Linked DNA regions of Homo sapiens: regions 2, 3, 4 and 5 are each linked to region 1. A link is a contact called in ENCODE Hi-C or POLR2A ChIA-PET data. All regions are on one chromosome and are shown on one strand. The core of a region is the stretch at or near the end of the contact, and the rest is flanking DNA. Distances in the headings are between cores, read along the strand shown. Region 1 holds the start of SKIL (SKI like proto-oncogene). Region 2 holds the start of FNDC3B (fibronectin type III domain containing 3B). Region 3 overlaps PLD1 (phospholipase D1). Region 4 overlaps FNDC3B (fibronectin type III domain containing 3B). Region 5 overlaps FNDC3B (fibronectin type III domain containing 3B).

What was found. A loop is a pair of places that touch in the nucleus more often than their neighbours do. ChIA-PET counts read pairs that join two places held with the same protein, here RNA polymerase II (POLR2A). Pooled maps may share reads with other maps.
Region 2: a loop to region 1 is called in a map of CD8-positive, alpha-beta T cell, with 10 times the contacts of the local background. The contact joins the promoter of FNDC3B here to the promoter of SKIL in region 1. A Hi-C loop is called at or near these places in 3 of 168 maps with a recorded cell type or tissue (CD8-positive, alpha-beta T cell and naive thymus-derived CD4-positive, alpha-beta T cell), 1 of 37 single-sample maps with no recorded cell type and 12 of 50 pooled maps. POLR2A ChIA-PET finds 5 or more read pairs at or near these places in 1 of 52 experiments (CD4-positive, alpha-beta T cell).
Region 3: a map with no recorded cell type shows a loop between it and region 1 (3-fold over the local background). The contact joins the enhancer-like site here to the promoter of SKIL in region 1. A Hi-C loop is called at or near these places in 1 of 168 maps with a recorded cell type or tissue (GM12878), 2 of 37 single-sample maps with no recorded cell type and 7 of 50 pooled maps.
Region 4: a map of naive thymus-derived CD4-positive, alpha-beta T cell shows a loop between it and region 1 (5-fold over the local background). The contact joins the enhancer-like site here to the promoter of SKIL in region 1. A Hi-C loop is called at or near these places in 2 of 168 maps with a recorded cell type or tissue (both naive thymus-derived CD4-positive, alpha-beta T cell), 4 of 37 single-sample maps with no recorded cell type and 11 of 50 pooled maps. POLR2A ChIA-PET finds 5 or more read pairs at or near these places in 1 of 52 experiments (activated CD4-positive, alpha-beta T cell).
Region 5: a loop to region 1 is called in a pooled map, with 5 times the contacts of the local background. The contact joins the enhancer-like site here to the promoter of SKIL in region 1. A Hi-C loop is called at or near these places in 3 of 37 single-sample maps with no recorded cell type and 4 of 50 pooled maps. POLR2A ChIA-PET finds 5 or more read pairs at or near these places in 1 of 52 experiments (CD4-positive, alpha-beta memory T cell).

What each region holds. Positions count from the first base shown.
Region 1 is chr3:170,356,356-170,359,055 of GRCh38, forward strand. SKIL (SKI like proto-oncogene) reads left to right here and starts at 1,360. Exons shown (of 7, transcript NM_005414.5): 1 at 1,360-1,408. RefSeq lists an enhancer at 1-32 and silencers at 313-1,212, 1,373-1,602, 1,653-1,782, 1,873-1,942.
Region 2 is chr3:172,038,299-172,040,998 of GRCh38, forward strand. It overlaps FNDC3B (fibronectin type III domain containing 3B), which reads left to right and starts at 1,280. Exons shown (of 26, transcript NM_022763.4): 1 at 1,280-1,473. RefSeq lists enhancers at 1,100-1,767, 1,768-2,434 and silencers at 1,353-1,532, 1,673-1,772, 1,953-2,202, 2,263-2,632.
Region 3 is chr3:171,790,543-171,793,242 of GRCh38, forward strand. All of the region lies in intron 1 of PLD1 (phospholipase D1), which reads right to left. Among named protein-coding and RNA genes, the nearest start is that of PLD1, 19 kb to the right of the region's middle. Within about 2 kb of position 1,294, at least 6 of the 41 ENCODE cell types and tissues checked have a DNase peak (open chromatin) inside an H3K27ac peak, as active enhancers do.
Region 4 is chr3:172,107,406-172,110,105 of GRCh38, forward strand. All of the region lies in intron 1 of FNDC3B (fibronectin type III domain containing 3B), which reads left to right. Among named protein-coding and RNA genes, the nearest start is that of FNDC3B, 69 kb to the left of the region's middle. Within about 2 kb of position 1,251, at least 4 of the 41 ENCODE cell types and tissues checked have a DNase peak (open chromatin) inside an H3K27ac peak, as active enhancers do.
Region 5 is chr3:172,141,338-172,144,037 of GRCh38, forward strand. The region is part of intron 3 of FNDC3B (fibronectin type III domain containing 3B); the gene reads left to right. Among named protein-coding and RNA genes, the nearest start is that of FNDC3B, 100 kb to the left of the region's middle. RefSeq lists enhancers at 1, 1,190-1,239. Within about 2 kb of position 1,319, at least 11 of the 41 ENCODE cell types and tissues checked have a DNase peak (open chromatin) inside an H3K27ac peak, as active enhancers do.

The DNA of each region.
Region 1 (2,700 bases), core at 110-2,609:
TTTTGTGCACTGCTACTCGGTGGACTATTTCAGTTCCTGATCTTGTGGTGGGGTGGAGAAAAGGGGATTTCTTGGTGTTTCGAAATGTGACGGAGCAGCTCTGCAGAGTTCAATATGCTAATCGGCTACCCTGGGAACCAGGAAGACCACCCTACACGCCTCAGAGGGTCACAGCCGGAAAGCTCTTGAGTCCTATCTTCCCTACCTCGTCTCGTCCCTCTCCAAAAAAACACACACACAAAAAAACACCCTCAGTAAACACTGTAAAAACCTTTAATTTATAGCTCCCTTCTGGAACCGAGAGAGCAGCCTGGTGGGGTGGAGGCAGGAGGCTGGGGAGTAGGGACAGAAATGTTTGCTCTCGGTTTTGCCGGAACTTTGGCCACCCCTCCCGCCCGGCCCGATGGCGGATGGAGGTCAGCCAGGGGAAGGCGTCTGGGTGGAGGCCGCCCGGGCGAGGCCGGGGCCGCCGGGGCGGGGCGGAGCGCCGGCAGCTGGCTGGGCGGCCCTCGGGCAGGAGGCCCCGCGGGGGCGAGGGGCAGCCCAGGAGGGAGGTCCCGCGGGGGCGGGGAGCAGAGCCGGCCCCGGGGGCCCTGCAGGGCGGCCGCCGCCCGGCTGCCTCCGGGGCGGGGCGGCCCAGCTGCGGCCCCGCAGGGGGAGGGTCGCCCGTGCCTGACCTCGGGCGGCGGCACTCTGCCGGGCGGGCACTGCCTCCGCCCTGCCGGCTGCTGGGGTCGCGCACAGTGCACCGCGCGGCTGCCCTGCCCCCTCTTCCCCGCTGCGCGGCGTCCGAGCGGCCAGGGCGCCCCCGCGTCTGGCCCATCACCACAGAGCGGCGGGTGGGGCGGGGGCGGGGCGGTGGCCCCAGACAGCCGGCTGGGCGACTAGAGGAAGGAAGGAGGGAGGGCGGCGGTGAGGGTGGGGTGGGGAGGGAACATCCTGTCTGCGCCGGGTGCACCGCAGACAGCGCCGCGCGCCAGCTTCCCAGACGGCGCGCGGGGCCAGAAGCGCCGGGCGCGCGCCTGGGGGGAGGGGCACGCGCGCGAGACGACGGGGCCAGGGGGGCGCTCTGAGGAGCCACAATAGGCCAGACGGCACGCGCGTCCACGAGGGGGCCGGGAGCCGCGAAGTGGCGGCGGCGGCGACGACGCCGGCGGGCCCGCGCGCGCGGCGCCGCCGCTGGCTCCGTTCCCTTCCCCTCCCCCTCCCCGCCGCCCTCGCTCTCCCCCGGGCGGCCGGAGACGGCGGCGGCGTCTGCGGGAAGCTGTGTGTCTCCGCAGTGACGTGGGCGGGCCGAGGACTCGGTGACGTCAGAGGGCTGTGTGTAGCGATGTGTGTGGGGTTCGGAGCCGCGCCGGCACAGCCGAAGGGAGCGGGCGAGCGGCGACGGCGGCGGCGGCGGGCACAGGTGCGGCTCCGGCTTACGGCGGCGACGCGGCGGAGGCGGCGGGAGGCCAGAGGCGCTCACCCTCCTAGGAGCCCGACGGCGGCGACAGGGGCGGTGGGGAATTCACAAAGCTCGTCGAGCTTACCCGGGCACCGAGGCCCGAGTAGGGGGTTTGGATGCGCGGGTCCCGGGTGGGGTCGGGGCCAGAGGGGGTCGCTAGGCGGGTGTTCCACGGCTGATCACGCTTCGTTGGCCCCAGGCGGTGGGCGCCGGCAGGGCAGGGCGCTGTAGTTGACGGGAGCCGCGGGGACCCCGGAGACCCGGACGCCCGTCACCGCCCCCCTCCCCCAGTCCAGCAGCGCTCCGCGGGGATGCCCTGGTCTCGACCCGGTCCGTCAGCCCCCGGCGGCGCAGGGATCCGCGCCCGGCGCCTAAACTGCCCTGGTGTCCTCTTCGTTCTGGCCCGGGGCTGGCGCGGGGAGGTGCAGCATTAGGGGCGCTGAGGTGACACCCGAGAACTTCCCAGGGAGAGGGTGCGCGGGGGGGTGGATTTCCACAGTCCTTCCCGCGGCCCCCGCGGGGGGGCGGTGTTGGGAGGGCACTTGGGGTTATCCCAGGCTCGCCGGTGGGGGTGGGGGGACTCCTCCCTTTACTTCCCTCCACCCCCTTGCACACCCACCCCCAGGCTTCCCGTGTCCCTTGTTCTCCCTCTCTCCGGGTTAGAGATAGGTGGGTGGCTTTGAGTGGGCGGAGGACTTCAGGGTTTTAGGGGCTCCCCCATTCTAGGTCATGCCTCTTGCTCTCTTCCTTGGCCTGTGTTGAGTAAGGTGTGTTCCTGTGGTGGACGAAAGTCTGTACGATGGTTGGTGGCATTGGTCCTTAATCCTTTGGGTCTGTTTTAAGGTAAAGTGCTGAGAGTTTGGGAAGCAAAAATTTCTATTTATTGGATTTCTTTTGGCTTTTCTCTCAAGAAGGAAGTGGAAAAAGAGTCTTTTCTTTTTCCCTCTTCCTCCATTTGCATTCTTTGTGAGGTTTGTCTGCCTTGTGCTTTTTGTCCCGGATTAGTCTTGTTGAAGGATGGAGATTCCCAGGCGTGGAGTCTATAGCTTTTGGCTTCCATTAAGTAAAATCGCTAACCTTTTTTTAAGAGAAAGTTAATTTTTGCCTGCAGTCATTCCAGAAAAATAGTGTACACGGACTAGCTGAATTAATCCACTTAAAATTGTAACTTAGTTACATATGGTAGATATGTTAACTCCTATCTGATTTTTTTGGATGAAACTGTTGTTTTGTTTTTAAATAGGAGATGAAGT
Region 2 (2,700 bases), core at 30-2,529, 1.7 Mb after region 1:
GCCCCGGCTTCTCATGCAGGACTATGACCTAGAATTGGAGTTATGTTATAGAAAGATGGCTTCAAGTTCCCCTTTGAGGAGCTCCACAGTAAATAAGCCATTTAGGAGAGAGGTCCCCATTTCTCTGGACTCACCATTGCCTCCAAAAAAAAAAAAAAAAGGCTAAAATCTCCCCAAAAGAATGGCAAATGAACAAGGGAAGGAAGGAGCTATTTCTTAGTGTTCTTTAGACTTTAACAGAGTATTATGTACTGCTATTATTATTTTTTAGGTTAACAAAAGTAATACATTGTCTCTAGTGACTCCCTGAATGCTCCTTTGTAGCTTAATAGTTGAGGCTGAATGTAGCTATTCAGAATACCTGGACAGCTATGGATGGAAGGGGCTTCTCTAGGCTAACTTTTGCTCTCTTGTCTCCTGAATAATCTGAGGGGTGGCATGGGATGCAGTCTGTTAACCTCTTAGAGCCTGTACAACAGAAATACATTACATTTGACTTAATATGAACTCAACAGTTATTTAATGAGTCCTATTGTGGTCCTTGCACTGTGCTATATTTTACGGATATAAAGATAAAAGTAAGAAACAGTCTTTGTCCCTGAGAAACGCATTGTGAAATAAGGCTGGGTGAGTTGGCTCACGCCTGTAATCTCAACACTTTGGGAGGCCAAGGCGGGAGAATCACTTGAGCGACAGAGTTCCAGACCAGCCTGGGCAACCTATTGAGACCCCCTCTCTTCCAAAAAAGGAAAAAAAAAAAAAAAAAAAAAGGGTGCGGTGGCTCATGCCTGCCCCGTGCCTGCAGTCCCCAAAACAAACAACAACAACAACAAAAAACAAAAAACAAAAAGAAAGAGGAAAGAGAGATTTTAACTTAAGTATAATAAAAATTGCTCATACTATGTTAGTTGTATGAATAAAATGCTGTGGGAAATGTGGGAGTAATATAGCTCACAAGGTTGCTGTGGGGGTTAACAACAACAAAAAGCGAAATATATGTGTAAATGAAAAAAAGTCAGTTTTAGGCTTAATTATCACTGAGTAAACATTGCCTTTATATTACTTTGGCGATCTGCAGAACGCGCAGCCCTCGCCATTCAGGAGTTGTTAGTTCCCTAAGCCTCAGGTTTCTTTAGTCTGGCTGAACCAAAAGGAGTTTCTGCTTAGCTAGGCAGGGCCGGGGGACAACAGCTTCTGCGAGTCTGCGATTGTGGCGGCCGGTATATTCGGCGGTTTACGGTAATGGGCGGGCCCCAAATCCCCATGTGGTCCCGACATCATTGACATGGCGGAATCCCCCATCAAACCCTCCTGGTAGTTATTTGAGCGGCGGCGGCGGCGGCTGGAGGAGGAGAGCGGCGGCGGCGGGAGCAGCGAAGGGGGCGGCAGGGATCCTCCAGGCTGCCGGCTGGGAAGGCGTGGGCGACCCGGTGTGTGGCGCGCCCAGAGCCCCGCGTTTCAGCCCTAGGGAAGGTAAGGCGTGCAAGAGCCGGGGACTAGAGGAGACCGGGACCCCGAGCGCGATCGCCGGGTCCCGGTGCACTGGAAAGCCCCGGCCTGACGCCGAGTCCGCCAAAGTGCGTCCCTGTCCCGGGAGCGCCCTGGGCTTCCCGGCAAAAACTTGGCGCCGGAGTGCTGGGGCGCCCCGTGCTCGCCTGGGCACCCCGGGAACACGGGACCCGGGAGGGGGCGGCCCCCGCCTTGCTGGGCTGGGGTCCCCCGCCTGTGCCCCCTGCCTCAGGGTTTGGAGGAGTGAAAGAAACGGGTAGATTCCTCTTAAAAAAAATTGGGCAGTGGCTCGCGGCCTCCCCCCACCCCCAGCCTTCCCAGCAGATTTTGTCCGAGGAATCCGCTCCCCCTCCCGGAATCTCCGCGGCAGGAACGCTGCCCAGGAGGGGGAGGGCGGGCGGCGAGGCCGAGGAATCTTCGACGTGTCACTTTCTGAGGCTGTAGATTTCCATATGGTGGAGGGAAGAGGGCGGGAGTGCGAAGTGGGGCTGGAAGTTGGGGCCGCCTCTCCGCGCCGGCGGGGGCGGTCGGGGGCCTCGAACCCGGGGATGCTCGCGGGGAGGGTCCCGAGCCCGCGCCGGCCTGGCCCCCCCGTCCCCGGCTGGGCCTCTCCGGGACACTCCCCGCCCCGCTGCTGGCCACCTCCGAGCACGCCACGTCCTCCTCCCCGTCCTGCCCCCCGGGCTCCCCCCGGGCTGGGGGCGGTAACCGGCGGCCGCGGCCGGACTTGGCGAGCCGGCGGCTGGAAGCTCGGGCGGGGGAGCGGGGCGCGGCGGGAAGGAGCGGGCGACCCGGTGTGTGGGCCAGCGGAGCTCCGGTCAGTCGGTCACCCCGAGGGGCGCCTCGGCCGGGGATAGGGCGGGCGGGCGGAATCTGCGCCCCGAGGCGGCCAGGAGGGGCCGCGCGGACCGTCTGGTGCCCGCGGCTGGGCTGGGGCCGGCAGGCGTGGGAAGGGCCTGTCACTCTCGGCAGAAAGTGGGGCCTCGGGCTGTGCCCGCGAACTTTCCCAGAGGTCCGGGTCCCGGCGTCCCGTGGGAACCGGAGGACCCGGGCCCGCCGTCTCGGGAGACTGGGCTGCGCCGCCCGGCGGCGCCTTTGGCGGGGAGGCTTCCAGGAGTGCGCGGTCGGAGTTGGAGCTTTTGGAATCTCAGCTCCCACCCTGCCATCCCAGACGAAGGGAAGCAATGGCAT
Region 3 (2,700 bases), core at 44-2,543, 1.4 Mb after region 1:
ATGAGATTTATGATAATTTAGAGATGCACAGTGAGGTGTGGCTATGTTACTAAGCTCTGGCCAATGAGATGTAATTGGGAGTACTGGAATTATGAGACAGGGCCTGCAAAGGAAGCTGGCATGCTCCTCTTCCTCTATTCTCTGTCTGTAATGTAAATATGATGTTGAGAGCCCCAGCAGCCATCTCAGACAAGGGCCACATCCTGGAGGTGGCAGATTGGAGAGCTCTAGAGACTGATGACTTCTAGAGCCGTCATGCCAGCTCCCAACGGACTACTTCTGGACTGTTTATACATGAGAAATAAAGCCACTACCTGGGGGCTCTGATACTTGTAGTGAAACACAATTCCTAACTGATATAAGAATTGTTTTCTTTAGTCTTCCTATTCCCTTAGCAGTAGACTTTTACATCTAAGTTGCTACGTTATCAGGAATAGCTGTATTTAATTTCACTGCTATGTACATAGGACACATTAAGTGTTTAAGAGGATTAGAGGAGACAGCCACAGTAAAAGCTTTTTCGTATTTCTCCATGTTTCTGTGTTTTGGCAAAAGAATATGAGAACTTTTCATAGTCTGCAACAAATGCCTTCACAAAGCCACAAACTTTAATTCCCATGGAATAGAATTTCATATGGCAAGCCTGTGGTTACATCCAAATCCACTTATTCAACAGATTTGTGCTGTAAAAAAACCTCACACTAGCCTATCTCTTTAGATAGGCTCTGTCTTTTCATGTTGGAGTCATCTAATTTTCCCCAAACCAACAACCCTTGCACATGTCTGGGGTATATTTTTTTGCCGAATGCAAACCACATGGTCATTTCAAAGCCTATAATTCAGTTCAGGAGCACTGGGCTTTCTGGATGCTCGTGAACATAACCATCAAGAGTGACACACATTTCTGGCAGTCACCTTGCCAGCTCCAGCTCTATTGTGTCTCTATATCACGGTGAAAAACTGCCTGACACACTAGGCAGCTGACATGTGTAGGGAAAAAAATATCAGGCCTGTGACCAAGGGGAAAATGAAGTGATTAATATGGAAAACACAACAAGAAACATCAAACAGGAAAAAGCTGACACTTCCTATTCCTTTAGCTTCAAGTAAATGTGTTTTCTCCTCACACTGACTGTAAAAGGCTGGATCGAAGTATTGACATGATATAAACGTGTCAGATGTCTTCCTCACCTGGGGCCATTCATAATACTGAAGAGTCTTTCACTCCTTTTTTTTTGTTTTGTTTTAGAGGGAGGGAGGGAGGTGAGGTTAACGTAATCATAACCCTGAAAAGATAAACTTGGGAAACTATAAGCATAAACACAATGGGCCGAAGTGTTCCCAGTGTGAGTCACCACTGTTGTGCCCCAGCTCCTTTGTTCCTGCCATTTCCTTCCTTTCAGAGTTCCGGAACATTCCTCTCTGGCTGGCCTGGCTCCCTTTCCCAACACCATCCCTTAAACACTGGTGTTCTTCAGGCTTCTGAACTCGACCTAGTCTACCTGTAGACTGTGTCTCCTCATTCTATGTCCTCACAGGGAGGTGAGTCTCATAGATACTCATTCATACCCACAGCTTTACTACTCCCAATGCCACCATTCCTTTCTTCTCTTTCTCCTGAAGGCCCAGTGCCTAGTGAACTGTCCTACCAGTATCTATTTCATCAAGTCCCAAACTGAACATAGTCATGCTTTTCTACCTTGCATCTCAATTCCATCCTCTTTCCCTGTCTCACAGCCCAGCCACATATGCACCCTGTACCTCCGTTATTGGCCCCATCATGCACCCAGGGGCCAGTTCCATCCTCTTATCTATTCCACCTTATTTCATATACTAAGAGTAGTGGGGGCTGGGTGGCCCCAAATGAGATTCTTATATTCTGGGAATGCAGATGGATCAGGGGCCCCTGGCCATCCATCAGGCATTCAGTACCACACCAGCTGATCTGCAAGGTGAGAAGGGGGCCCTCAGACACGAAGGTCTCGCTGAGCAAACCAGGGGACAAACCAGGAGAAGGAAGAGGGCCTGTTTCCCTGCCCAGCCCCAGACTGGCTGAGGCTGATGGAGCAAGTAGCTGCAGGAAGAAGTGGAGAGGATTGTCTTTCCCCCTGCCTCTGTGAGTCACAGAGAAACACAGTAAATTTAGGCTCCTGGTGACAAAAGGAGTCAAGGACATTTCTGCAGGGCACATACCAGGTTCCAGCATCTTTCTAGAGCCCCACCCTCCCCCCAGATTTGCAAACTTGAAAAAAACAAGTCCTGGCATGTGACTCCTTTTGGCATAAATCCTCTTCAGGAGGACACCAGCTATGGCTGAGGTGGAGCCTCACACACAAAGCCCTTTGGCCCACGGTCATCAACAAGGAAGCCAAAGCGGAAGACTCCCCAAGGAAGTGGGGCTCTCAAAACACATGTGAGACAATGCCAAGATACCACCAGGAATACCTGAAGGAGACTTGCATTGAAGGTCCTACGGATCCACGTGGGAACACAAACCAGTGAAATTTGCGTGATCTCCACTGACTAGACATCATTTGAACCCTCATGCTGGCAGGGTCTGAAGACATTTCGTAATCTGTCTCCACTTTTGATCCCTACTGTAGCTCCCCTACAAAACATTTCTACAGATTGCTACCAAGGTAATCTTCTAAAATTATAACTCCAGTGGTATTCTGGGCTGGCTCATATAGGCTCCTGAGA
Region 4 (2,700 bases), core at 1-2,500, 1.8 Mb after region 1:
ATTTCTTCATTTGTAAAGGGTAGTTGATTTCAAGAATGGATTCATGATCACATCTCCGTGGTGTGTTGGGGGACAGTGTGGATGTGGTACAGCCTTGACCAAAATGCCTGAGTCCTGTGATAGATTTGGCCAGCTCAGATACACATCTGTCTAGGAAAGAAGGAACCCAGACCAAGAAGATGAGTGTTAGTCAGGGTGGTTTCTACTGAGACTTTTTGACTAAGATGAAAATGAGTTACAGTGCGGTTATCCAGAGATCACACATCTGGCCTGCTCAGCTACCTTCACAGCTGATGATCAGCTGGTGGTGAAAAGGAAGACTGCACAAAGCGCACGAGGAACTTCTGAAACTGTACTCAGGGACTCCTCTCTGTGTGTGTATGTAACTGACAATCTGGCCGCTCAGCCCAAAGAAAATTTAAGACAGCAAATTTAGGAAAAGGCCCTGAGACTGGAGGGAGTGTGGTTAATGAAGAAAAGAGAAAGAAAAAAAAACATTAAAATTAAGCATAAGAACTTATTGGGAGGCCGAGGCGGGCGGATCACAAGGTCAGGAGTTCGAGACCAGCTTGGTCAACATAGTGAAACCCCGTCTCTACTAAAAATACAAAAAATAGTTGGGCATGGTGGCACGTGCCTGTAGTCCCAGCTACTCGGGAGGCTGAGGCAGGAGAATAGCTTGAACCCAGGAGGCGGAGTTTGTGGTGAGCTGAGATCACGCCACTGCACTCCATCCTGGGCAACAGAGTGAGACTCTGTCTCAAAAAAAAGAAAAAAAAAAAGTAGAGGTGGGGTGATAATAGCTCTGTATATGTAAGGTCAAAATGTTTCAGTAACATCCTCATCCATCACCTTATGACTGAATACAGTATTCTTATAAACTGTCCTGAAATCCCTAAGAAAAAAGCTGTGGCCAGCCTGCTCTTTAATGAAGAACATGTGTAATTTCCATTCGCAATCATTACAAACAAATAGAGTAAGCTTTAGTTCTTAAAGTTAACTGTATGGATGAAAGCCTTCCACATCCATTGCTTCCTCTTTTAATTCCATTGAAAAGCCTTGTCGGCTTTCATCAGGTAGGTATTCCTGAGGTCTCCTCACAGCTGAGTTGAGCCACCCTGTTGAGAGTTAAGTCCACGTGTAGTTTTGTCTCAGTTACTGGTTAAAACAGAGGAGGTTCACTTTTGGGTTGCTGTGACTATAGAGTGATGACTGCTCATGACAAGCCTTCCCAGGCCTCCTGGCCTGACTTAACCTGCTTTAACTGTTGATGGTTTTGCAATGTGGTTTCCCCACTTCACAACCTGAATCTGTGACTTTCTACTGGGAACACTCACTACGTTTCCCTTTTCATGCCTGGGGAATAACCAAAAAGATACTACTGTGAACGCTAAGTTTTATGTTTTCATGCTTTTATGCTTTTCCTCCTTGCCTTTTCTCTAGTCTGTTTTCTATGGAGCATAGACTAAGTCATTTCTATTTTATGATCATTTTAAGGGACAGCTTGGCAGGCAGTTGGCTTTTAAGTAGTTGGGCAGTTCCTTGCCTCGAAATAATTCATTTCTTTGTATGTCTCTTGCATTCTAGGCAAATAAAAGTACTCTCTGTGTGTGCATGGAGCACAGAAATGGGGATTTAAACATCGTTGGCTGCATGTAGGCCCCATCTAGCTGAATCTGTTACCTTATATTCTTGTCAGGATGAAGTCTGGTTTATCTCTGGTGAAACTGTTAGGGATTACAAAGAAGGCCTTGGATTCTTTTTTTTTTTTTTTTTTTGAGACGGAGTCTTGCTCTGTCACCCAGGCTGGAGTGCAGTGGTGGGATCTCGGCTCCCTGCAAGCTCCGCCTCCCGGGTTCACGCCATTCTCCTGCCTCAGCCTCCCAAGTAGCTGGGACTACAGGCGCCCGCCACTGCGCCCGGCTAATTTTTTTGTATTTTTAGTAGAGACGGGGTTTCACCGTTTTAGCCGGGATGGTCTCGATCTCCTGACCTCGTGATCCGCCCGCCTCGGCCTCCCAAAGTGCTGGGATTACAGGCGTGAGCCCCGCGCCCGGCCGAAGGCCTTGGATTCTAGCAAGCTGGTGGCTGAGGGAAAAGATCAGCAATACTGGTTATGGCTAAGTGAGACTGCTGGGCTCACAGTGGCCTTTATTCACTTTTATTATTTCTTCTGTTTTCTCCATGATCAACGGTGTGACTGTTGGGTGGTTGAATTGAAACTTAGGAGTGTATGATGTTCATATGTTCCCACTTGATCTTTCTCAGGAGTGTTTGTACATACAGCCTCCCTGTCTCCCCTTCCTCCATCCCTTCCCAGTCATTTCTAGTAACCACTGAACACTGTATGAGGTGGAAAGTCCATCACGTAGTAGAGAAAAAGATTCAGGCATCTCACCTAAAGTTGTCTATGAAGTTTTCAAAAGCAAATATAATGATCTCCTTGTGCCAGTGGACTTCTTTGGTTTATTTGGGGGGTAAAATGCCTTATGAAAAGAGATGGTTTTGCACATCTGTGTCAGTCCCCATACTCTTCTATCCTACTTCTGTAAGGCCTTTGTGGGCCTGGGTCTGGGGGATCCATCTACCTTATCCCACACTTGCAGAACCTGGAGTTAATGCCCTGCTTAGGACTTGACACCTGTGCTTAAGGGTGCTATTTAGCGGGGTTGGATTGCTATGTCTCATTGACAGCGGTCC
Region 5 (2,700 bases), core at 69-2,568, 1.8 Mb after region 1:
GGTTATAGCTAAAACAATGGGTCCAGTGTTCCATGAATTTAAAGTAAATTTTGTTGTAGATTTTTAGTTGTTGGTTTTCTTTTGAATAACAGCCGTTCACTCTTGCACCACGCCTGAGCAGCTATATTCAGAGAAGGCTGTATCCTCTTATTTTATCCAACAAAGCAGTTTTTCTAATGTGCCTCCTTTTACATTTTCATTGAATTCCATACTTCTGGCTGGGCATAGTGGCTCACGCCTGTAATCCCGACACTTTGGGAGGCCAAGGTGGGGCAGATCACCTGAGGTCAGGAGTTTAAGTCCAGCCTGGCCAACATGGTGAAACCCCATCTCTATTTCCCCCTAAATACCAAAATACAAAAATTAGCTGGGCTTGGTGGTTGGCACCTGTAATCCCAGCTACTCAGGAGGCTTGAGACAGGAGGATCACTTGAACCTGGGAGATGGAGGTTGCAGTGAGCTGAGATCGTGCCATTGCACTCCAGCCTGGGAGACAGAGTGAGACTGCGTCTCAAAAAAAAAAAACTTGTTTCCATACTTGTTAAAATTTTTATTTAGTGCATTCTGTTTCTTAGGCAGTACCAAGAAGCAGTCAGGGCTATATATTGGGAAGATCATTATAGATTTTGGAGTGAGATTGCCTGGCTCAAAAATCCCCTGCACATTAGATGTATATTGTAAAATTAGTTCCTTAACTTCTCTACACCTCAGTTTCCTTATCTGTAGAGCTGGAATAGTAATTTCTCTCTGGAAGGATTGCTGTGATTAAATGAGTTATTGTGTACAGAGCACTAAGAACAATTTCTGAGTCATAGTAGGGGCCCAATAAATAGGAGTGATTACTAAGCTTTCGCTCTTTATTATGGGTGGGCATTGACCCCCCCTTCATTTTTTGTTAGCTAATCATTTTTAAAGCATTTCAGAAAGCCTATGCGAACTGGAGTTATTAGGATTTTTTAGATGTCTTCACGTTTAAATTCTAACACTTCAAAATAACATGTTTAAAAGTTATGCAATCGCAGTTTAACTCCTCAACCCTTCTGCCCTTTAGGCTTGTTAAACAATGATTAAAATGTCATCTCTGAAGGTACCACTGCTTAGAGTTCTTTAAATGTCACAGATCTTTGCATGTCAGATAATTCAGAAAAGCGAGCAGTGTCGCATTACCTCAGTGGTTGGCCACAGGCTATTTCACAGCTTGTAGTCTTTCAGTTCCTGCTTTATTCTTTCTGTATTTTTTACTCTTGTTCTTGCACTTCCAACCTGAAATAGAAAAGTTCATGTTACAAGTGTCTTTAAGGAAGACTGGATTAAGTTCTTCAAGGGCAAGGGTCAAAGCTTAGTCATCTTTGTATCCCAGAGCCTATCCTGCATGCAGGAGGCATTCAGACTGAAGGAAAGTCATTTCCTGATACTTGTCTTAGTCTGTCTGGGCTGCTATAACAAAAATACCAGAGACCGGGTGGCTTATTAACAACGGAAATCTATTTCCTACAGTTCTGGAGGCTGGGAAATCCAAGATCAAGATACTAGCTTCTTTGGTGTTTGAGGAAGGCCTGCTTTCTGGTTCATAGATGGCAGTTTCTCTCTGTGTCCTCACGTGGCTGAAAGGCCTAGGGGTCTTCTTGGGCCTCCTTTATAAGGACACTAATCCCTCATGAATGGGGATTAGTGTCCCTCATGATCCAGTCACCCCTTCTAGTACCACCCCTTCTAATACCATCACCTTTGGGGTTAGAATTTCAATGTATGAATTTGCGCTGGGGTAGGGGACACAAACATTCAGACAGTGATAGTACTGCTGAAGATAAAATGATGGAAAAATTCTCTTAGGTAATTTAGAGAAGTTATTTATTTTTGTTGTTCTGAAAAGGTAGTTAAATTTAGTTATTTTCACTCTTAGTTCCTCAATTTAAGATAATGAATACAGGCATGAGTGTGTTTCCAAAAACAGTAATTCTGAAAAAGTCCAATATATGGATTAGCTTCTCTTACCTGTAAAAATGCATGAGGGAATCATTATATTCATGCTTTTAATAACTTTATTTTGGGGGAGAATAGGATGGGAATACCTTAGAAAATGTTAGGCTATTTAATCCTTAAAGATACATCAACTTTTTCCCAAACTTTGTATTTATTTTTGTGTTATTAACAAATATTTTAGGTTACTCGTTAATTTTATTAATATTTTATGTTTTCTTGCTGTTGGAAATTATAGCGTTTATGTATAGTAATAAATTCTCGGTAAACTCTGTGTCAGACCCAGGAACAAATTATGCTTTAGTAAATGAGGGTTGGGGCGGTGGCTCATGCCTATAATCCCAGCACTTTGGGAGGCCGAGGCGGGCGGATCATGAGGTCAAGAGATTGAGACCATCCTGGCCAACATGGTGAAACCTTGTCTCAACTAAAAATACAAAAATTAGCTGGGCGTGGTGGCACACACCTGTAGTCCCAGCTACTCTGGAGGCTGAGGGAGGAGAATCGCTTGAACCTGGGAGGTGAAGGTTGCAGTGAGCCGAGATCGTGCCACTGCACTCCAGTCTGGTGACAGAGTGAGCCTCCATCTCAAAATAAATAAATAAATAAATAAATAAATAAATAAATAAATAAATAGTAAATGAGGCTCATTCGTGCTTGTCAGTGTTTGCATTGATGTAAAGAAATACTTGAGACTGTGTAGCTTATAAGGAAAAGAGG